Regions from separate parts of the Homo sapiens genome. Here regions 1 and 3 are each linked to region 2. A link is a loop called in an ENCODE intact Hi-C map of the cell type or tissue named here. Cell type or tissue: mammary epithelial cell. All regions are shown on one strand. Links, peaks and the distances in the headings refer to the core of each region. The heading gives the core; the rest is flanking DNA.

Evidence for each region. Peaks named below come from ENCODE experiments on the same cell type or tissue, not always from the same donor. Only the 100,000 strongest peaks of a DNase experiment are listed, where the experiment ranks them.
Region 1: a loop joins it to region 2, with 9 times the contacts of the local background. A loop is called at or near these places in 2 of 110 quality-filtered maps.
Region 3: a loop joins it to region 2, with 8 times the contacts of the local background. A loop is called at or near these places in 6 of 110 quality-filtered maps.

The regions. Positions count from the first base shown.
Region 1 is chr10:53,994,172-54,002,177 of GRCh38, reverse strand. PCDH15 (protocadherin related 15) reads left to right here. Exons shown (of 38, transcript NM_001384140.1): 21 at 6,413-6,529. Among named protein-coding and RNA genes, the nearest start is that of MIR548F1, 610 kb to the left of the region's middle. In mammary epithelial cell, for the core only: a CTCF peak has its summit at 4,021 (motif pointing left); no DNase peak of the experiment used is centred there.
Region 2 is chr10:52,814,399-52,822,404 of GRCh38, reverse strand. No RefSeq gene overlaps it. Among named protein-coding and RNA genes, the nearest start is that of MBL2, 46 kb to the right of the region's middle. In mammary epithelial cell, for the core only: a CTCF peak has its summit at 4,300 (motif pointing left); a DNase peak (open chromatin) is centred at 4,254; H3K27ac peaks cover 290 bases.
Region 3 is chr10:53,206,041-53,214,046 of GRCh38, reverse strand. No RefSeq gene overlaps it. Among named protein-coding and RNA genes, the nearest start is that of LINC02672, 180 kb to the right of the region's middle. In mammary epithelial cell, for the core only: a CTCF peak has its summit at 3,914 (motif pointing left); no DNase peak of the experiment used is centred there.

The DNA.
Region 1 (8,006 bases), core at 1,256-6,255, 1.2 Mb before region 2:
CCAATGTTGAAAATATATATGTGTGTGTGTATGTGTATATATATATACACACACACACTGAATACATATGTATGTATACACATGTATATATACATATATGTATATATATACATGTATATATATACATATATGTATATATATTTACAATTGTTATATCTTCCTGATAAATTGATACATTTATCATTATATAGTGACCTTCTTTGTCTCTCTGTGTAGTTTTTGTCTTGAAATCTGTTTTGTTTCCTGTAATTGCAGATATTCCTGCTGTTTATTGGTTTCCATTAGCATGGAATATATTTTTCCATGTGTTTATTTTCAGTCTATGTGTGTCTTTATAGGTGAAGTGTGTTTCTTGTAGGCAACAGATCATTTTGTCTTTTTTTTCTTTAATCCGTTCATCCACTCTATGTCATTTGATTAGAGAGCTTAATCCCTTTACATTCAATGTTATTTTTTATAACTAAGGACCTATTGCTTCCATTTTGTTATTTGCTTTCTGGTTGTCTTATGGTTTGTCTTCTTTCTTTCTTTCCTTCCTGTCTTCCTTTAAGTGAAGGTAGTATACTCTGGTGCTTTGATTTTGTTGACTTTTTATTTTTTATGTATCTATTGTACATTTTTTGGTTTGAGGTTATCATCAAGCTTGCAAATACTATCATACAACCCTTTATTTAAGCTGATAACAACACTGTTTGCATAAACAGACAAGAAAAAATAACTAATAAAAACTCTATACTTCATCTCCATGCTTTTTAAGTTTTTATTGTTTCTATTTATACCTTATTTTACTATGTCTTGAAAAGTGATTGTAGTTATTTTTGTTTCATAATTTAGTCTTTCTACTTAACATAAGAATATTTTATACACCACCACAGTTACAGTGTTATAATACTCTGTGTTTCCTGTGTACATACTATTACCAGTGAGTTTTGTATCTTCAGATGATTTCTTATTACTCACGAACTTTCTTTTTTTATTGAAGAACTTTCTTTAGAATTTCTTATAGGACAGGTCTGGTGTTGATGAAATCCCTCAGCTTTTATTTGTCTGGGAAAGTCTTTATTTCTCCTTCCTGTTTGAAGGATATTTTAACCAGATATACTCTTCTAGGAATTTTTTTTGTCCTTCAGCACTTTAAGTATGACATGCCACTCTCTCTTGGCCTGTAAGGTTTCTGCTAAATGTCTGCTGCCAGATGTATTAGAGCTCCATTGTATGTTATTTGTTTCTTTTCTCTTACTCCTTTAGGATCCTTTATTTATCCTTGACCTTTGGGAGTTTGATTATTAAATAACTTGAGCTAGTGTTCTTTGGGTTAAATCTGCTGGTAGTTCTATAATCTTTTGTACTTGGATATTGATATCCTTTTCTGGGTTTGGGAAGTTCTTCATTATTATTCCTTTTAATAAACTTTCTACCCTTATCTCTTTGTCTGTCTCCTCTTTAATGCCAATAACACTTACATTTGCCCTTTTGAGGCCATTTTCTAGATCTTGTAGTCATGTTTCATTGATTTTGTTCTTTTTTTTCTCTTGCCTCCTCTGACTGTGTATTTTGAAATGGGCTGTCTTCAAGCTCACTAATTCTTTCTTCTGCTTGGTCAATTCTGCTATTAAAAAACTGATGCATTCTTCAGGGTGTCAGTTGCATTTTTCAACTCCAGAATTTCTTCTTGATTTTTAAAATTATTTCAATCTCTTTGTTAAATGTATCTGATAGAATTCTAAATTTCTTCTCTGTGTTATCTTGAATTTTTTGAGTTTTCTCAAAACAACTATTTTGAATTCTCTGTCTGAAAGATCACTCTCTCTGTTTCCCCAGGATTGGTTTCTGGTGGCTTGTTTAGTTCATTTGGTGACTTCATGTTTTCCTGGATGATATTGATGCTTGTGGATGTTTGTCTGTGTCTGGGCATTTAAGCGTTGGGTATTTATTGTATTCTTCACAGTCTGGACTTCTTCGTATTTGTTATTTGGAAAGCTTTTCAGGTATTTGAAAGGATGTAGGTGTTGCTAAAGCTGTATCTGCTTTAGGAGGCACCACAAGCCCAGTAACACTGTGGTTCTTGGCAGACTCTTACTACCTTAATGGTCTTGGATAAGATCCAGAAGAATTCCCTTAATTACCAGGCAGAAACTCCTGTTCTTTTCCCTTGCTCTCTCCCAGACAGAGTGTCTCTGTTTGGAGCCACCTGGAGCTGGGGTTGGGGTGACACAAGCACCCCTGTGGACCCCACTGCTGGGACTGCAGTGGGTCAGACCTAAACCCAGCACAGCACTGGGTCTTGTCCAAGACCTGCTGTAACCACCCTGGCTACCACTTAAGTTTGTTCAAGGCCATGGGTCTCTATAATCAGCAGGTGGCAAAGCCAGCCAGACCTGTGTCTTTCCCTTCAGGGTGGCAAAAATCTCCCAGGCCCTGAACAGGTTCAAAGTTACCGTCTGGAAGTCAAAACCTTAGAATTCTACCTTGTGTTCTTGTGTACTGTGGCTGAGCAGGCACTCAACCTATGAGAAACAGTCCTTCTCCACAAGCAGAGGAGCCTTACCCTGTGCCACTATCAAAGACCCTTGGGGAGTACTGCCAGGCTACCACCAATGTTCACTTATGGCCCATGGCCTCTTAAATCAGCTTGTGGTGAATATGCCTAGCCTGGCAGTAAAAATATCAAATATTTTCTTTAGCTGCAGATGTAGCCTTTTATGACTTTTTATGCAGAAGCATAAAAGAAGGGAAATAAGTCAGTAAAGACAAGGAGACAATACAGAAATTGAGAGAGAAAAAAACCCAGCAGAATGCTAATAATATGAGAAATATGAGAAACAGCAACTTGGACAGCAAATAGAAAGTGTCTAGTAGTGGAAAACAGAACTGGTAAGAGGCAAACAATCAACCATACACCCACGTAAAAGTAGGTATCGGCTCCATAAACCTCAAGGCATTATAGAGCAGCCATATAGCTCAACAAGGATAATGCTAATGCTAGACCATAAGACAGAAACAACTAAAGTCATTCCGCCCATTGGCTTATACTGTCTGTGTCTCCTCATAGAGCCTGAATTAGCTTTAGTATGGTAAGGACTGGCATTTGCTATATACATATCTTTTTTTTTTTTTTTTTTTTTGAGACTGAGTATCACTCTGTCACCCAGGCTGGAGTGCAATGGCGCGATCTCGGCTCACTGCAACATCCGCCTCCTGGGTTCAAGGAATTCTCCCTTCCTCAGCCTCTCGAGTAGCTGGGATTACAGGTGCCCGCCACCATGCCAGGCTTATTGTTGTATTTTTAGTAGAGACACAGTTTCGCCATGTTGGCCAGGCTGGTCTCGAACTCCTGACCTTGGGTGATCCGCCCACCTCAGCCTCCCAAAGTGTTGGAATTACAGATGCGAGCCACCGTGCCCAGCCTACACGTTATTTTTAAAAAGATGATCAAGTTCCAACTAGTTAGAACTTTCTACTTATCTTCTAAATAAAAACTGTTCTATAGGTTTTTGCCTGTGATTCCAGAAAATCAAAAATTTTATCATCTTTTTCTCTTTATTTTTATTTTTTTTGTGTGTGTAGAACTTCAACTTGTCATTACATTTACAAACTTACCAGCAAGTTCTTATCTTCCTAGCATGATCATTAAAAAGATTCCTTACATCTTCTTGGTAGTCTGCTAAAGGAGAAAAGGTTTCTGTGATTATTACAGACTCTAATGTAGCAAATAAATAAATAAAACATAGTTTTCTCCTGTTAGCTACCTACACCTTCAGGTATAATTTTATTTGCTTGACACATGGAAACAAATTGCAGGCTTTATGAGTATAACCATTTTTTAAAGTTTTCCTTAAGAAAAAAACCATAAGGTTTTTCAAGTTGTAAATCATAACATTCAGAATACTCTTTTGAAGCATTAAAACTATTTTTTGTTGAGACCAATAAAAATTTTTACCAAAAGAAACAAATATTATGGGTTTTAGTGATACAATTCTTAACTACAGAGGAGGAAATATTTCTTTTTGCTAATACTACCCTCTAGTGGAATAATGGGCAAGAGAAAAGAGCATGGTTTTGGAGTGCTGAGCGAGTCCTTAATTTACTGCACAAGAGAACATTTGCACAGAAGCCGATTTATATACATTTTTGTTCAGATGTCCCTGAGCATAAATACAGTGAACTATTGATTATGCTTGTTGGAATTGCATTTCAATACATTTCTCCTCTTGAAATAATGCATTGTGGAAAAACTATATGCAACTAGCTGCTTTTGTAACCACAATGAAAGATTATAACCCCAAAGTATGTACAACGTGCCATAAAAAGAAATACTACTACAATAACTACATTAATTTATTCTTCATCCTGTCAATAGAAAATAAAGGGGGAAGAGAACCAATCTTTTCATAGGCTTCAGTCATTTACAGTCTTAGGTGTGTGTCTAATCAGTTTGTGAATCACTGTACATTCAAGTTAGAAGGTGAATCCAATGAATACTTCCCAAGCAAATAAAAAGTTCATCATATTCAACACTGTGAACAGCTGTGTTGACATAATTGGAAAAGTATATACATTTTTTTTGTTTCTGAAGAATCAAATTTTCCAAAAAGTACCTTGTGACATTAAGGTTTTAAATTTCCCCTGAGAATAAAATAAAGAATAAAATTTTTAAGAACATAATGAGCTCATTGGAAACTCATGCATGGAAACATTGCAGTGTTGGGCTCCTTCCTTTCGAACCTTCAGAAGTTACAATTTAGGGGTGCTAAAGGATTTCCACACCCTTAGTTACCACATCCACTTATTAAGTTAATTGGCACTCTTGGAAAGGGCACGAAAATGTGTGAATGCTAATGTTTTATATATTTACTCCCTGCATGGAGCCTCAAGATCAATACCCTTCACAGTCCTCATTATAGAGAACTAAAACTTCTCGGTTCATTTACTTGTTCAGATTCTAAAGTCCATAATTTATTGTAAAAATATTTTTCATAGAAGAGATGGTGAATACTGTATTTCAAAACAGAAGAAATGATATTTTTTATTTTTCAGTTTTGTGTACAGTTCAAGTTCTCCTATTAGAATATGCAGGTTTATTCATATTGACTACTCAGAACTCAACTCTATGGCGAATATAAAAGGAAGCATTGTTTGATAGTAAGAAATAATTATTCTGACTTCTTTGCAAAAAGAGAAGTTTGAGATCTGTTAATTTATGTGTTTCCAGCTTAATACTGTACAGGAAAATTGTTGTGTCTAAGCAAATATCAAAGAATATGTAGAATTTTTTAAATTTTGTTTTTACTAGCAAGTGAGAAAAAGGGGACTTGGAGGAGAAGAGCAGATAATTAACAAATTTAGGTTTCAGTTCAAATATGTTTGACCCACACTACCCAAAACACGGTAGGGTAAGGATTATTAAAATATTATAAATAAATAAATCTGCCATATGAATAAGCATTATTTATTGACAAAAGATTATATACAATTATCTCTAAAAGATAAAATGATTCAGAAAAATATGGTCTTCCTTTCAGGGGACTTGATTTATTATTTTGGCCCTGATAAGTAGATTAATTTAGTCAAAGTTACTAGCCTTTCTGCAGATTAGTATTTTTACTAGCCTAATGGCAGTTAAGTGACACAAAGACAGGGACATCTTTTTCTTGAGTCACAACAGTATCTTCAGTGCCTCGCACTGAAGTGCTAAATATCTGATGAAAGTGGGAAATACCTGATAACTATTTATTTAATGAACTTGACAATGCATGAATAACAATGCATATATAGCGCCAAATTGGAAAAATAAGATACATATAAGTTGCTCTGAAAAAAATTCAGTAAATTAACATTGTTTTCTGTGTATAAATATATCTAATCTTAAGTGTCATTATTTTAGTGCGCTGCAGAGAAAATCTCCTTTTATCATGTAAAATGGCAACAAAGGATATTTCACAGTTTGTATCTGAAATGTTCTAGTCAGTATTATGCTAAGTATATAAAATAATTTACATTGCTATAAAAACATATAAAGAGCATTTAAAAAAAATCTTTTACGCCTGCTTCACAGAATGTAGCTTTTAAAGAAACTTGTTCTTATTTTCAAATGTTAAAATTTTACCTCTTACCATTAGAAGTTAGAAAAAAATTCCAGGGTCACTTCAGTCTCCAAAAGGCATGTTTTTGAGGGTGAAAGACTTTATTCCAGTGGAACGGCCTTCAGTTGATATCCACACATTAATATTGTATGAGAACTCTGGCAGTTTCCTCTGAGGTGCCAGTCTGAAATGAGAGTAATGGAATTGAGAGGATGGAAGGCTGACAGTGGTAAATAAGTTGTGTGATATGAAGACTGGGAGTCAATCTAGTAACTGTATCCCTAACCTGGTTTCAACTGAAGTACTAAACTCCTAATTGTGTTTTACAGGATATGAATGATTATCCTCCTGTCTTTAGTAAACGAATATACAAAGGGATGGTGGCTCCGGATGCAGTCAAGGGTACACCTATCACAACAGTTTATGCTGAAGATGCAGACCCTCCTGTAAGTAGAAGGCATTGATTAATATTCTGAACTGTACTGAGAAAAATCCTTAACACTCATAAATGACCGAATCACAAGACAGCAAAAGTAGTCTCTGTAAATTTCACCCTATTTATTCATACATTTTATGTTCTTTTACTTATTTCATCCACAGGTACAGAGCATATTTCAGATGACTATTATTGAACCTAGACAAAGAATATGCTTTTTGTTTTTCTAGAATGCACAATGTACTAATTACTAATTTATCTAACAATGATAAATATATATGAATTGTCTCCATTTGTAAGCTTCACTTAATCTGGATATGTTTTAAATTTATGTATTTTCCACTGTATGCATATATGACTATTTTGTTAGCAAACTCCAAATCAACATATCACATGAAACTTATATTGAATGTGTTTATTTTGGTAAATTAAAAAGCTTAAGATTGCTTACAGAAAATAGTTAACATTCTTTTATCATATAGAACTTTACTTTTTTGAGATATCCCAAATTATCTTTCAAGGCAAGGTTTTAATTAAAATATTATTATAGTGAGAGTGATAAAATACCATGTATAATTAATAGTATACATATAAAAAAGCTTTCTATAAATACCTTGTTTTATAAATATTAATTATTATCCTGATGATTTAAATTTTTCTCTGAGTGGGCTCACACTGTAAGTTGGTGGCTGATAAATTTTAGAAAAATACAAATAAAAGTTAAATGAACTATTTTAGAAGAGTAAGAAAATAAAATCCTGAATCTTATAAGTGATTTAGAAGTTCTGTTTTCTATTGCTAATATAAATAGTATTTCTTTTAATGCTTGTATTTAATTAAAAGTGAATGGCCATCATAACATTTTTCAGCTTCGATTTGGACAAGTCTTATAAACTCTATTGTGACTATATGGAATCAAAATGTATTAATGTTAATATGAAAGTGGTGGGCTTTAATTCAGAAGCTCCTTTTCTTAAGTGTGTTAAAATGTCTTTGAAACTGCTTTATTGTGCTTTGGGATATATGATAGGCAAAAATTTCATAGACTTGAACCCATCAATAAAGATAGTGAATGTGAAACTGGCAATTTTTCTGTTTTTTAAGTACATTGTAACATGTACAATTACTTTGAAATTAGGAATATGTATTCAATTTTATTCAACATATGTGTTTTTAGCACCAACTATATACTGGTCATTGTGGCAACCAGTTTTTGCTCTCAAGAAACTGAAAATTTTATAGAAAAGACAGAATTGCAAATAGAAACCATAACACTCTGTAATAAATGAGTGTAAGGAAACACAATACTAACATACATTTAAAAAAAATTTTCATCAGCACAGAATTTAATATAGAGTTTAATGGCGTTAATGATGAGAGATTAAAAGTCGCGCTATTTTTCACCTACATGGGACAGACCTGAAAGTCTTCGTATAGACAGTAAATTTATTACTTCCCCTTTGGTAGTAATGACTGTGGTGCCTGGC
Region 2 (8,006 bases), core at 1,415-6,414:
ACAGAAGCAGCATTTCTCTCTGATTATAATTTTGTCCATCTTCCTTCTCTGAACTCAGGTCTTCAGCAACATTTGAACTAGAAGTCTACGTCTGATTGCTTCCAGAATCTATATGATCATAATACAGTTTCTAGAGAGTGACCAGGAATGATAGGTAAAGAATCATGAAATACTGTACACACACACACACACACACACACACAAAAGGATTGCCTATTATGTCTATCCGCTCTGTAATTTGTAAAACAAAATCAGGGTGTAAATTGTTCTATGCCAGGGTGAAAAATCACAGATTTTCTTTGAAAATATACAAAACTAAGCAAAAGAAAAACTAAGCATACTGGGAGAGCTTTGGCAGTTGTCATCAGTACTTCTTATAGTTAGAAAGAGCAATCGTGTCCCTGAGAGTCTATGAGGTATCAGTGCCACAAAGCAAGGTATCGGTGGTCTCCATACTAAACATGGGTGGAGGAAGAAGGTTTGAAACATGGAGCAAAGCCGCCTGGAGCAGGTTTTGAATGTGGACATTTTTGCCTCATAGATTAGTAGATGGAAGAAATCTAGAAAAAACAGATTTCACAAGAAAATCCCATGACTGTTTCTGAAAACATATGATCTTCTCCCTCTGGCTTTCATTTTCCCACTTCTGATAAGCAATTTTTATGGGAAATGTTTTATTTCCCTTTTAGCTCTACTATCACAAATACAACAATGCAAGCATGATAAGAAATGGAGGCTAGCAATCTCAGAGCAAAAATTAAGAAAGACAGGAGAATGTGGCAGACCGAAGAACTTTTCTTCTTCTGTCTAAATGTGGCAGCTGCTATGTAACTCCAATCTATGTTTGTATAAACACAGAGCCAGTGTTGTCATATTGTTCATTATTTTAAAGAAACCAAAAACATGGACTTGAAACCAAAAACATGGACTTAATTAAAAATGTATGAATTGTAAGTGTTGGGAATGACCAATAAATTTTTTTTAAAAATTGCAGACCAGAAGTATGCAGGGTAAACGAAACTTCCCTAACAGTAAATATTAAGACATCAATTTACAACTACTACCTGAAATTCATAAGGTAATTAAAAGGACATTAAGCCTATCTGACTTTACTGCAAAAACTGAACACAAAGTTGTTCCAAGGACATATAATGCTATGATTTAAGGATGACTGAAATGAGTGAGAGAGGTCTTCCTTACATAGAATCACTTTTCCACTTCCAAGTGGAATGATGTCAAATGATGTTAGTGATTTTCTCCTGTTTCAAAGTGTCCCTCGATCCAATCACTATAGCTCAAATCTAGCAAAATAATGATTCTATTACCTGCTACTACATGATGAGCTGAATATTTACACAGAGTTCATCCACTCCATTGACGTTTCAATTACACATTTGACAAAATGACTTATTGGCACACCTGATAAGAAGCATTCACACCTACCTGAAGAAACCATAGAGTAATGTAAATTCATCATGTGTTATTTCAGGCAGCCAGTCTTTGAAAGCACCTTTCATTTAGAAATCAAAGGTGAAGGTCTAAAGAAAAGAACTCTCTTATCCAATCAATCATTAGCATATATGAAATGTTGACCTGATGCCCCTTATTCATAACTGATTATTTAACAAAAATAAAAAACAAGAGAGAAATTTATTTCCTTCCTGAGTAAAGTAAATCTTTGTTTTTAGTACAAGCAGGCAAATCAGTAACCAAATAATAAATGGAGAGTTAAATAAGGGTTTATCATCTGCCTCACTTACCAATGGTTGCTTACTGTCTGATGATTCCATACTTTCAGTGACCATACTAATAAAAACAGCTCACCCGGACAAATTTACAAGCCAGTTTTCAAAAGCAACACATTGCCACTTCCACACTAGCCAATGAGCCTTCTTGCATTGCAATGCTCTTATTCAACAAGATTAAGAAGCACAAATGCAGAACAATGTTCTCTGTGACTGTGAGGGAGCATTATTCAACACTAATGGCAAATATGTTTACATATTGCCAGCAATTGCAACTCCAAGCTAAAGCTATAAATGTTGGACTAACTTCCAATGTAGTATTTATGACAGGTTCTCCTTGAGAAATAATTGCAGTCTTTATACATGCCTGCAATAAAAAAAATATAGCTTGGGAAATGTATGTTTCTTCAGGTTTCAGCAAAAGTTTCAAATCAGAGTATCAGTGAATGAGGAGGATTACTCACTCCAATTCTATGCCCTGCATAGTAGTAATCTGCAAAACTTAAAAAGTCAGGCTGCTGTGAAAACATGAATATCTTTTTCAGTGAGGAAACTTTCCTGTACATCTTATGCTCCCTTTTAGTGTTTCTGAAATCTAGCCATTATGTATGAACTGCATCAAGATCACTGTAAATATTGGAAAGTCGATCAAGTCTGTTTTCTAAAGCAGGTATTTAAGACGTTGATTAAGCTAAGAATACAAAATGTATTCTGGCATAGACATTTATTGTGTTTCTTGAATTCAGTGTTTATTTTTCATGAAGTTATAATAATGAATATGTTACTGCAGCTGTTAAGAGAAAAAGATTCTGGTAAAATTTAATGAATAAATAGAGGAGTAGTTTGCTAATTCATAGTTAATAAATATGTTTTTTTCTCCAAAATAGAAAATGGTATTTCTCTGGATATTTTTTCATAACAGATTAGCTAGGACTTCCTTGCTAACACAGTACTTAAGAATCAAAAGCTAAGTAAATCAGGGAAGTTTTTGGTATTTCATGGCATCAAATAATAAGTTCAACTGATTTTTTTTCACCGAAGTGACTAGTGTTAGACACAATCTACTTAAATTGAGTGGCAATTTAAACTGTGCCTTCATAACACTAAAATAGCAGATCAACTCAACAAGAAAAGTATAATCAAGCAGACTGGGCTCACACACATTTGACTGATTGATAGAACTTTTCACTTTTTAACCTTTCATTTCAATGTCTTAGAGTCTCGCCAACAACTCCTAAAACCCCAAAACCTGTACACAAAGAAAAGTGAATGTTCAACATGAGAAGATTTGACTTTTGTTCTGTGATCACCTAGAGATTAAATGTACCATTGAAACCACTGGATGCAGCTTCTCCATTCCTGTCCTTAAAATTATATCTTTTCAATGGGCTCTTTCATACTCAGCAGAGAGCCTGGCCAGCCCATGGTAGAGTCAGAAAACAGACAAAGACTTTTTTTAAGTATCCTCCAAATTCCTGATCAAGAGCCCATCACCTTCCTGATAACAACCCCAGTCCCTTCACATGTTGCCTTCCAGGTGACTAGTGGTATCAGTGCCATACTCTACTCAGCCCCGTATTTCTCAAAATTTAAGGTCAAAATCCTTTCTCAACCCTGAGAAATTCAGTGCTTTAAGTCAGTGCTTTACTTATCACTTTTGAAAAATCTATCAAATCATTTGAATCTATAAAGCTAAAGTCTGCTAATGACTTACATTCTATATAACTGTTACACTTTATCCCAGGAGTCTTTGATACAAACCAGTGGCCAGTGAGAAGACATCCACATTACAGTTAGGCTGAGAGAAAATTTTTTGTTGTGGAGACTGGGTCCTTCGAGTGCACTTAGCATACGGAGGGTTGACTCTGATTCTGGAATTAAAAATATTACTAAAGGATAAAAATTCTGCACTTCAGAATCATCCACATACCTTTTCAATATAGATATTCCAGGGATTCTGACTCTGTGTGGCTAGAGTAATAACGAGACACTTACTTTTTTTTTTTCAAAAAAGTGTCAGAGATAATATTGAGGCATGGTAACATAGCTGAGTACCACTTGGACAAGATTCTGGTTATTAGATCATTACTAAGGTCCATTCTTTAATTAGGTTTCTCTGCTGTGAAGCAAATCATTCCTCTCAACCATGAGAGAGAAAAAATTGCAGTAAGCTATTTCTCTCAGTCTTTTCTTGGGCACCAAAACTCATATGCAGAGATTTTCAGGAGCAAACACAATGATCTGTCAGGGCTTTTTCTCCTAACACTCCCCATTAATGAATGGGCAGCAAAGCCCTAGATGACTCCACTCCATTACTGAAATGAATAGGCAGGCCTCATAAAAAGCATCCTCGGCCAAACCATTCGTATTGTAAAAACTAGTTCCCTATGGACTGCAAAGTACATCTCCCTTTCGATTAGAGCATCCTGTGTGGCTTTCATGTGTATGGGTGACTAATTAAGAGAGCTCATCATTGCTGTCAATAAAACTGCTCTCCTTGACAACTTGGCAAATCTTAACAAGAGCATTTCTGCCATCTAGTGTTCAAAGCCAGCAAACAATACTCTTAGCACCTGTAAGGGCATAGCTCTTCTCTGTCAGGCCTAAATGAGGTTTTAGTTTCCATTGCCAAGGTCAATTCAGAACTGCTTGGGGGAGGTAAGGAAAAATAATATTTCTTGGGAAAAAAAACCTTGTACAACATTACTCTCACTCGCTCAATGAACAACTTGGACTCTAATGCAGTAGATCATTAACGTCATGATCCATTTTTGTCACCCACATTCTGATTAAATTTGGCTCCATAAAATAAGCTTCTAGAATACCAAATGTCCTTAGAGTCTCACCCATGCTGTCGGCAGCAGAATGTAATTAGCACATGAAGCTTGTAAACCTGAGAATCTTGGCTCTGCTTTGTAATGTAATGGAGTTTTCCCAGTAACAATAATTTGATTTAATGTTCAACAAGAGGTTAACTGTGAGGACTACAGTATTTTGGTGCTGAAATTCATATTTCACAAAATACAATTCACATCAAAATGCTCTTTCCATATAAAAAGCCTCTGGCTCACAGTTCAGGAGGCTGAACATCCCTATCTCTCCAAGAAATAATGACAAAAGCACTTAATCTCTCACCTTGGGATCCCAGGCTGGAAAAATGATCGGCCTGAAGTTACTCTCAAATTCAAGGAGGTGGTGAGAAATAGCTCCTACATACAGGTTTTGTATTAAAGAAGATATGCCTGTATTGTGGGTTGTACCAATGCCCTTTCCCCCAGCCAGAATAAGAGCCATAGAACTGTTAATGGGAAGAGAGATCACTAGGTAATGAATTCAAAGCCAAAGGAGTCTAAGGGTGACAACCAGGGCTTTTCTTGACCCATACAACTTCGCTTTTCTTTATTAGAGATTTGAAAAATAATAACTACAGCTAATGATTGTCATCATAAGAATTTGTTCAACCATTATTATGCGAGTATTCTATACCTGACCTTTGCACTTGATATCATCATTTACCAAAAACAACAATAAAACTAAATAACATCAGTTGAGCCTCTAGTATTTGCCACGCATTGTGGCATACATGTATATCTCATTTAATACAATGATCTTGAGAAGGAGGCATAATTTCTTTTCATTTACTAATGAGGAAATCAACATTGATAGAAGTAGCTACACCAAGACAGCACAGCCAAAAAATGATAGAGTCAAAATTAAAGTTAAGTTATGTTTGATGCCAAAGATCCTTCCAAAGTCATGTAGTTTTCCAATATTCATGAGGGATGAAAAGAGCATCCAAAATCCTAGCTCCTTCCTCTCCTCTTAAATTCCATTCATTTTTTGCTCTATGAGCCAATTGTCTCTTTAGTTCTAGTTGCCAGAAAAAATGGTCATGAAGATTTCAAAGTTAACCAATAAGTCTCAAATATCAGACGCTATTAAGTTTATGTTGACAAGAAACAATACTTTCCTGATTTATACATGACAAGAAAACATACACAATATTTTCAATTAATGCTAAGATTTTATCAGAAGATTTTCATACATTATAACTTTCATACATTGTCATTTTCATAGATTATAACTTAGGCCAAATCAATTCTGCCCAAGACTAATTTTTTAAAATACGTATTTTATCTATCACTTAAAATGCTCCAAGACCTTCAAATCCAAACTGATTAAGCACTTGAGGTAATCCTCGAACCAATTCTTATTTTTATTTTTTTTTGAGACAGAGTCTCACTCTGTCACCAGACTGGAGTTCAGTGGTGTGATCTCAGCTCACTGCAACCTCCAACTCCCTGATTCAAGCGATCTCCTGCCTCAGCCTCCCAAGTAGTTGAGATTATAGGCACGCCACCACACCCAGCTAATTTTTGTATTTTTAGTAGAGACAGGGTTTCACCATATTGGCCAGGATGGTCTCGTTCTCCTGACCTTGTGATCCGCCTGCCTCAGCCTTCCAAAGTGCTGGGATTACAGGTGTGAGCCACCACTCCTGGCCAAACCAATTCTTATTTACCAGGCAGCCATTCTTACTCTATTCCATGAACCTTCCTTTCAAGTCGGCCTCATTTATTAATTTGTCGAAACATACCTTGCTTACTCTTCTCTGCTACTTTGCTTAGGAAATTCCCCAGGTCTGGAATAACCTTCCCTATATGGTATGTGTGTCCAGATGCTTCCAATATTTCTAGAACCAGCTTTAGCCTCATCTCTTTTGTGAGGGCTTCACCATCTTGTTAGCTCTTGATACTCACCCTGTACTAGAATATCCCACAGCTCTTACTTTCTTCCTACTCATATGTAGAGTATATTTTTATGTGCCTATATGTTTATTCCATTTTACTACAAGCAAAAATCCTATGCTTTGGGGCAAAGATTCAATTCTGTTCAATACAGCATTATAGTTATGCAGCATCTACTCAGACATAGGCACAATTTAGAAGACTTCATGTTCTAATTTGAAGTATATTCTCTGAAAAAGGGCCTAAAGTAGGTGATTAGAAAATTTTGTCAGAAGAAAGAAAACTTTTTTGAAGACATGCTATGATCTAGGCACTGCAGTAGACATTTTTATATAATTTATCTTATTTAATCCTAACTACAGACCTAGAGGTAAAGTTGGGTTCTTTAAATTTTTGTAGATGATATTGACATTATAAAACTGTAAACAATTTTCCAAAGATTGCATGTATGCAGCAGTTAGTATCAAACCTATAGTTTCTATTTCCGAAATCTATGCTTTTTTTCTTCACTGTGGTAGAGTTTTCTTGTATTTAGCCTCAGAAAAACAATCTTTTGAGATTGTCATATGCCTGAAAAGGCCAGAAGAGAAATAATGTAGATTAGTAAGAGCTACCAAGAAAATCTCTTGTTGAGCAAAAGTCAAGCCGCTAAACACTCCCCTAAATTATCAACAACATTATAGTACTTTAATACAGTAATTTAAATTTAATTGCAAATTTTTTCTTTAAATTTTAAGGATATATTAAGTGCTTAACCAACCATTTCCCATGGATTTATTTATATCAGTTTTTTACCCATATGGATTGGACTGTTTCTGTGTAACAGACACACCTCCAATGTAACATTAGATTAAATTCCAGTTTGGCTAAGGATTTAAAGTAGGATAAATACACAGGGCAGGAACGGCTATACCTCAGCATAACGTAGCTTCCCTTAAATCCAAAGTCTCTATCTGAGGCACAAACAGGGGTCAATGATACTGCTAGTAGAATCTCAGAAGGATGAGAAGTTTATTTTTTGTTCATCTACCTGACTTGGTGCCCTATTTGGGCTGCTTCCTAACTCTCTGGCTTCTTGTTGGGTCAGTAATGGGAGGTGTTGGCAGGGAGTGGGTAATAAAGTAGAAGGAAAAAGAAGAAGGCAGTTTGGGTATCATCACCACTCTGCCATCTCCTCCCACACAACAGCACTCACTTCCTGCACACCTGCAGCTGGCAGCAGCTGCTGGGGGGTCGGCTTCCGTAGCTTTTTCTCTGTCTCTTTCAGCTTCCACCGTCTCTTTGCCCCTTCCTCCCTGGCTCCAGCAGCTGAGTGTCTCACTGTGCCTTGTTCATTCCTTGAACCGCGCTCACAGATCTGTAAATAGCTCCTCTTTAATAAACCATTGTTAATTTAAATCTTCTGAGTGAACCCTCTTGCTTCCTACCAGGCCATTGATTTGATATATGTAATTAGAGCAAATTATGAACTACTACCACTCTTTTTCACTTTTGGTTATTTCTATAGCTTCAA
Region 3 (8,006 bases), core at 1,256-6,255, 390 kb before region 2:
AGGCGGGCGGATCATGAGGTCAGGAGATCGAGACCATCCCGGCTAAAACAGTGAAACCCCGTCTCTACTAAAAAAAAAAAAATACAAAAATTAGCCGGGCGTAGTGGCGGGCGCCTGTAGTCCCAGCTACTCGGGAGGCTGAGGCAGGAGAATGGCGTGAACCCGGGAGGCGGAGCTTGCAGTGAGCCGAGATCCCGCCACTGCACTCCAGCCTGGGCGACAGAGCGAGACTCCGTCTCAAAAAAAAAAAAAAGAGAGAGTAAAAATTAAAAATAAAAGAATTAAAAAGGGTGGAGAAATTTTAAGAGAATGATGAAACCAATCAAGCAGACAAGTAAAGGCATCATGGAATCTCAAAATAAGAGAGAAAGAAAAATCAAGAAAGATTATTCAAATAAATAACAGCTGAAAACTTCCTAAATCTGGAAAGGCAACGGATATCCAAATCCCAAATCCCGAAGTACATCAAATGAGATGAATCCAAATGAAGACACACTAAAATCAAACTGGCAAAAGATAAAATATAGAATTTTTAAAGCAATAAGAGAAAACCAATCTGTCACATAAACCTCCATAAAACTCTCAGTAGAATGTTTAGCAGAAAACTCACTGGCCAGAGTACATGAGATGTTTTATTCAAAGTGATGAAAGGAAAAAAAAAACCAAAACGTTAACCTAGAGTATAAAATTGTCTTTCAAAAATTAAGAAAATATAAAGAACTTCTCCATCAAACAAAACCTGAGGGAGTTCCTAACTGCTAGACCTGCTTACAAGAAATGCTAAAGGAAGTTCTTCAACTTGAAAAGAAAAAATGCTAAATAGCACCACAATAACATAAGAAAATATAAAATTCATTGTTAAAGGTAAATATGTAGATTAATACAGAATACTATATACTATAGTGGCAAGTAAATCACTTTTAATTCTAGTATAAAAGTTTAAAAAGTATTACAAGCATAATAAGTAAAAATGTATTAAAACATACAAAATAAGAATAGGTGTAAACTGAGATGACAATAGCATTAAATATGTGTGGGGGAAGAGAGAAATAAAATGTAGAGCTATGTATTCAATTGAACTTAAGCTCTTATCAGCTTAAAATAGACTCTTATAACTATGAGATATTTTATATAACCCACAGGTAGCCACAACAAAGTCCTATACAAGTTACACAAAAGAAAAAAGAAAGGGATGAAAGCATATTAATAAAAAACAATCAACAGCACACAAAGGGAGACAGCAATAAAGGAAACAAGGTACTAAAAGAGACTCATTAAACGGTTAAAATGGTAATGGTAGCTATATCACTATCAATAATTACTTGAAATTTCAATAGACTAAATACTGCAATCAAAGGACATATGTAGCTGAATAAATCTTTTTAGAAAGACCCAAATACACTGTTCACAAAAAAACTCACTGTAGATTTAAAACCACACATAGGGTAAAAGTGAAGACATGGGAAAATATATTCTATCCAAATGGTAACAAAAAGAGAGCAGGGATAAATTTTCACCATACACAAAAAATTAGCTCAAAATAGATTAGAAACTTAAGTGTAAAATCTGACACTGTAAACATATTAAAGAAAACATAGGGGAAATTTTTTATGATCTTAGTCTTGGCAATGATTTCATGGATTTAACACCAAAAGCCCAAGTACCTGAAGCAAAAACAGACACAGAGGACTGCATCAAACTAAAAAGCTTCTTCACAGCAAAGAAAAAAAAATCAAGAGGGAGAAAGGAAAACTTATTGAATGAGAGAACATATTTGCGACCATATATCAGATATGGGATTACTTTTCAAAATATATAAGAAACTTCTATAACTCAATATCAAAACCACTAAAAAAATCCCACAGAATTTAGGTCATTAAAAATGGACAAAGTACTGGAATGGATATTTTTCCAAAGACGACATACATGGCTGGGCATGGATTCAGGCCTGTAATTGCAGCTCTTTGAGAGGCCAAGGCGGGAGGATTGCTTGAGGCCAGGAGTTCAAGACCAGCATGGGCAACATAGCAAGACCTCGTCTCTACAAAAAATAAAAAAAGCCAGGCATGACATGGCTGTAGTCCCAGCTCAGCTGGAGGCTGAGCTGGGAGAGTCACTTGAGCCCAGGAGGTTGAGGTTGCAGTGAGCTATGATTGCACTACTGCACTTCATCCTGGGTGACAGAATAAGACTCTGTCTCACACACACACAAAAGAATAAATACAAATGACCAACAGGTATATGAAAAATCGCTCAATATCACTAATCTTTAGAGAAATAAAACTAAAAGCTACAATCAGATATCTCCTCATATCTGTTAGGATGGTTAGTATCAAAAAACCTAAAAGATAACAAATATTGGCAAGGATATGGAGAAATTAGATTCCTTTTACACTGTTAATGCAGATGTCAAATTGTGAAGCCCCTATGGAAAACAGCATGGAGGTTTCTTAAAAAATTAAAAATAGAACTACCCTATAACCAGCAATCTTACTTATAGATGCTTATCCAAAAAAAAACCTGGAACTAGAATCTCAAAGAGATATTAGCACTTCAATGTTCACTGAAGCACTATTCACAATAGCTGAGATGTGGAAACAATTTAGCTGTTCATTGATATCTGGATGGATAAAGAAAATGTGATATATACAACTAATGAAATACTATTCTGCCTTTAAAAGGAAAGAAATTCTGCAATGTGTGACAGCATGGATGAACCTGGAACACATTACGTTAAGTGAGATAAAACACATGCAAAGAAAGACGAGTACTGCATGACAACATTTACATGAAGAATTTAAGTTAGTCAAATTCATAGAATCAAAATGTGGAATCATGATTGTCAAAGAAAATGAGTATAAAGTTTCAGTCAAACAAGATAAATATAAATTAAAATAAAATATAAATATAAATAAATATAAAAATATCTAGCAATCTGTTGTATAACATTATCCCTACAGTCAACAATAATGTAAACTTAAGATTTGTCAAGACTGCAGTTCTCATGTTGTGCTAGGATCACTATAAAATAACAAAATAAAAGAAAACAAATTTTTTAAAGTATTGAATTTAATCTGTTAGAAAATTCATAAGATACATCACATAATAGTATTTATTGTTAAGTATTCTATGCTAAAATTGATCAAACATATAATTACAACCTACTTGGTGTACAAAGATGTGTGTATATGCAGGGCATATTTGAACAAATTAGAGTCATATGGCGATGGCAGTCTGGGTAATTTCTATAAATCATTTCATTAAAAAAACTAGATTACGTGGACAATATTTTTAAAATCTGATCAAAGATATTGGAGGGACATCAAGACAGAAAGGATCATGGTGTCTAGATATGAGCAGCTGAAAAATAGCTTTAAAGAAAATGAAATAACCAAATGACTAGAGGTTACAAAAAAAACAGAAATTTACAATCTTAAAGTTACAGGCACATAGCGCTGCAAAATTTAAACTGTATCTTTGAAAAGGGCGTGTTGCCAGTTTTACTATGCTCCTGATCAAGCTACAGTCTGCTCAGAGGAATGCCAGAGAGCTACCCTCAGAAGATTCAGGGCCAAAGACGGATGGTGTGATGTGTGCTCGTCCTCAGGCCAGGTATATCTGCAAGACCTCCAGACTGACAAACTTGTTTCAGCAGCAATGGCCACTCCTCAGCATAACCTTGCCACCATAGACAGAAGGCTCTACAAATTTCTGTAGCTCCATGCATTGAGAGATGTTCTAAACATTTTGAAGATGAACAAAATTTGCCAGTGGCTTCAAAGAGATACAATAGAATCTCACCAAATCCATTTATCTAATGGAATCTAACTAAATGCTATCTATATTGAAATTTTAGCAAGTAAAATGCCTATACTGGAATCTAATGAAAGTTCTCTTCTTCCATCTAGTGACAAATTTGGAGAATGCACACTTACCTTCCCTAATATGACAGTTAAATAAGACTGTAAGGTATACGCTGACAGACATGATGCTTTAAAAGTTCAACCGAAAAGTACGCAGCCAGAGCAAAAATGTTGCAATGTTTTTTGTCTCTCAAATACACAATCAAAATTGCTCCTCAGCAAAATGTTTGCCCGACATTGGATATAGCAGAAATTATTTACAACAATCATTGAAAATGCCTGCAGGTACCACAAAAAGCCAGTTTAGAGAAACAAGCCTGAAAGCTCAATGTAATATATACAGTTTTTTGTAACCTCACCATTAAGATTTTTTCTCTCCTTTAGATTTTTATTTATTTTTTTTAAAAAATAGGGTCTTGCTGAGGGTGAAGTTTGTGCAGAGCACTCTAGTTGATTATCCTCAGAAAGGCTAAATTTAGAGCTTTCTTGGCCATAAATTGGTCGTGCCCAATCCTTCCATATCTTCTGAATCTTCACGAAAACTTACAATCTTAGCTCAGAATTTAAGATTTTTTCAAATGTTTATTCTAATTTAGTGGTATCCTTTGATCTAATATTTTCCTATTACTGAATAATAAAATATATGGACTAACATAAATATGGAAATATTTTCATCAGTCTTTTGTAATTTTAAAAAGATAAAAGCTAAATTATAATCAATTCCTGTGAAAAAATCAATTATACTTTCTATATATGAATCAAATCACACAATTATATTTTTAATAACATGAAAAATAGCTGTACTCTTATGAGTGATTTTAGATTTTTAATGCTTCTGTTTTCAAGTTTTACAGTGATTTGTATATATTAACTTTATAATTAAAAAAAGGAACTTATATTTCATTCATTGCAATCAACTCATTTATTAGGAGGTGGAAATTAAAGTTCAAAGTCACACTGGTAATTATTGACACAGCCAGTACTTGAATCCAGGTCTAATGAATCCTGTGCTTTGCTGGTTCTCCAAAGCCATGCTGTGAAATGTAAAGTTAAAATGCCTGACGTTTTTATCCTCTTCTAATCCATTTCCAGTTGGTCTTTTCCTTGAAATAGTAACAAATATTGCTCAATTCTGCATCTATTGACTATTTTTCAGAGGATGGAATAAAAACCGCAACTCACAACTTTTCAAGAGGCCACCAGTCATTAGACACTGGCATCCGTTAGAACTGCTGCAAGCTTAAATCAAACAGTCACCTGGAAGGAACAGGTCTCTGGAGACTCCCCTCTAGCTCTGAGATCTGTATTTCACAATTATTTGAGGCACTGTTAAAAGCAGAGAATAAAATAGTTGAAAATTCACTTGCTGTTTTCAATGTATTATTTATGCAAGAGAATGTGTAATTTGGGAAAAAAGTAAATCTGAAAACTGAATAATTTAATATACATGTCTTTGTTAAAGTTTTAAAATATTATTTTCCATGGTAACCATTATTAAATAGAGAACTATGGAATGGACTGACAGGGCTGGATGGATGTAGAGTGGAAACATGTACAAATGCCCTTTCTTTACGATCCTTCTCCTATGAAAAGTAATATCTGTTTTGATGTTTCAGTGATGTTTCTATAAAATCAAATTTATAGAATTTGATTGTATAAATTCTAAATGTATGTAAGTGTTGGTACTTCATGTTTTCAGGAGTAACTCTATTTTGCTACAACAACCTTCTGCTGAGCTAAGATTATAGATCCAGGAGCTAAGTGGCTACTCAAGATACATTCTAGTATCCATCTCTTGTTTAAGACAAGTAATATAACATTTTGCAGAAGTGATAACTCAAGTCCATAAAGATGAAGTGAAACACTTAATGCATATAGAAATAATAAGTAGAGAGGAAAATCAAAACCCATGTATTCTGCCTTCTCCAACATTATTGTTTATAGCAATATATTCTGTTTAATATATTATTATTTTCATTCTAGAAAAACAGAGAAAAAGTGTATTATTTGAAAAAAAAAAAAAAGGGTGAAGATAGGCTGGATAGAGATAACCCTTACATAAAAACCTTTAAAAAATTCAGACCCTCCTCCTTTCTTTCCTCAACAAGCAGTTACAGCATGCTTCCATGGGTAGTCTAAATATTTGACAGCTATGCAAAGGCAGAGCAAATTGGGATGTGTGTGGAAAAAGCCAGACGCTCACAAGTATAAGCTTAGAATTTCTAAATTGTTCATAAGGATTCCAATTATATTTGGGCTTGTGGAAGAAATCTGATTGAGATGGGATGAGAGAGCAATAAAAACTGCATTTGCATAAATATGGGGATCAAAAAAGTGACTATTGCAGTCATGGTCCTAATGCCAGAAAGCTGGAGAAAGTAGATGAGAAAAGAAACCACTCACGGTAATAACAAAGTTTGATTGATTAACGAAATGATTAATGATTAGGAAATTAAATTTGTCTAGTAAATGTTACAATTATAAGCTCTACCTAAAAAAAAGAGAGAGCTGTATTTTTCAAAGATGATATCACATTAATTAAAACACTTATGGCTTTGTATCATGTGTAGTTACTATAATTTATGAATATAGGCTTTTATTAATTAATTCCTCCAATATTCCTTGGCCATGTACTACATACCTCTGAATTAGTCAGGGTTTTCCAGAGAAACAGAACCAATAGGAGATATATAGATATAGATACATACACATATGAATATTGATTATGTGAATTGGCTGATGAAGTTATGGAGACTAAGTCCCACAATTTCCCATCTGCAAGCTAGAAAACCAATAAGCTGGTAGTATAAATAAGCCCAAGTCCAAAGTCCTGAGAATCGGAGGACCAGTTGTGTAAGTATCCATCTGAGTCCAAAAGCTTGGGAATCAGAAGCACTGAAGTCAAGAAGATGATGTCAGCACAAGCAGAAAGAACAACTCGCTCCTCCTTTATTTTTGTTTTTGCTCTATTCTAGCCCTGAACAAATTGCATGATGCAGACCCATATTGGGAAGCCCATCCGCTCTGCTCAGTTCACCAATTAATACTAACCTGATACAGAAACCCTCACAGACAAACTCAGGAATAATGTCTTACTAGCTAAATTGGGCCATTATTGTGTTGCTGTACTGAAATACCTGAGGCTGGATAATTTATAAAGAAAAGAAGTTTCATTGGCTCACAGTTCTGCAGACAGTACAAGAAGTGTAGTACTGGCATCGACTTCAGGAGAGGCCCCAGGAAGCTTACAATCATGGTAGAAGGCAAAGGAGGAGCATGTATCTCACATGGCAAGAGCGAGAGCACTTTTAGACAACCAGACCTTGTGTGAACTCACTCTTCACCAAGGACGTGGCGCTAAGCCATTCATGAGTGATGTGCCCCCATGATAGAAGCATGTCCCATCAGGCCCCATCTCCAACACTGGGAATTGCATTTTAATATGAGATTTGGAGCGGACAAATATCCAAACTATATTACTTCATCCCTGAACCCCCAAGTTTCATATCCTTCTCACACTGCAAAATATGATCATCTCTTCCTAACAGTCTCCCAACGTCTTAACTCATTCCAGCATTAAGTCGAAAGTCTTTTAAGTCTCATCTGAGACTTCTCTCCTTCCACCTTTGAGCCCATAAAATAAAAATCAATTATTTACTTCTAAGATACAATAGGAGCACCGGAATTAGGTAAACATGCCCACTCCAAGAGAGAGGAAGTGTCCAAAAGGAAGGAGCTACAGGCCCCACACAAGACTGAAACCCCACAGGGCAGTCATTAAATCTTAGAGTTCTAAAATAATCTCCTTTGACTCTATGTCTAGCATCCCTGTATGAGGGGTGGGCGCCCAAGGCCTTGCACAGCCCCACCACGGTGGACTTTCCTAGGCAGAGTTTAGGTAGCTGTTCTTATGGGTTGGAATTGAGAGTCTGCCACTTTTCTAAGCTCAGGGATGAAGCCTCCCAGTCGATCTACCTACCATTTTGGATTCTAAAACACAATGACCCTGTTCCCATAGCTCCTTTAGGCAGTTGTTGAGTGAGAACTCTGTGGGAAGGCTTCAACCCCACAATTCCCCCTTGACTCTGCCTAGTAGAGGCTCACTGCAGGGGCTCTGCCCAGGCACCCAGGCTATCTCATACA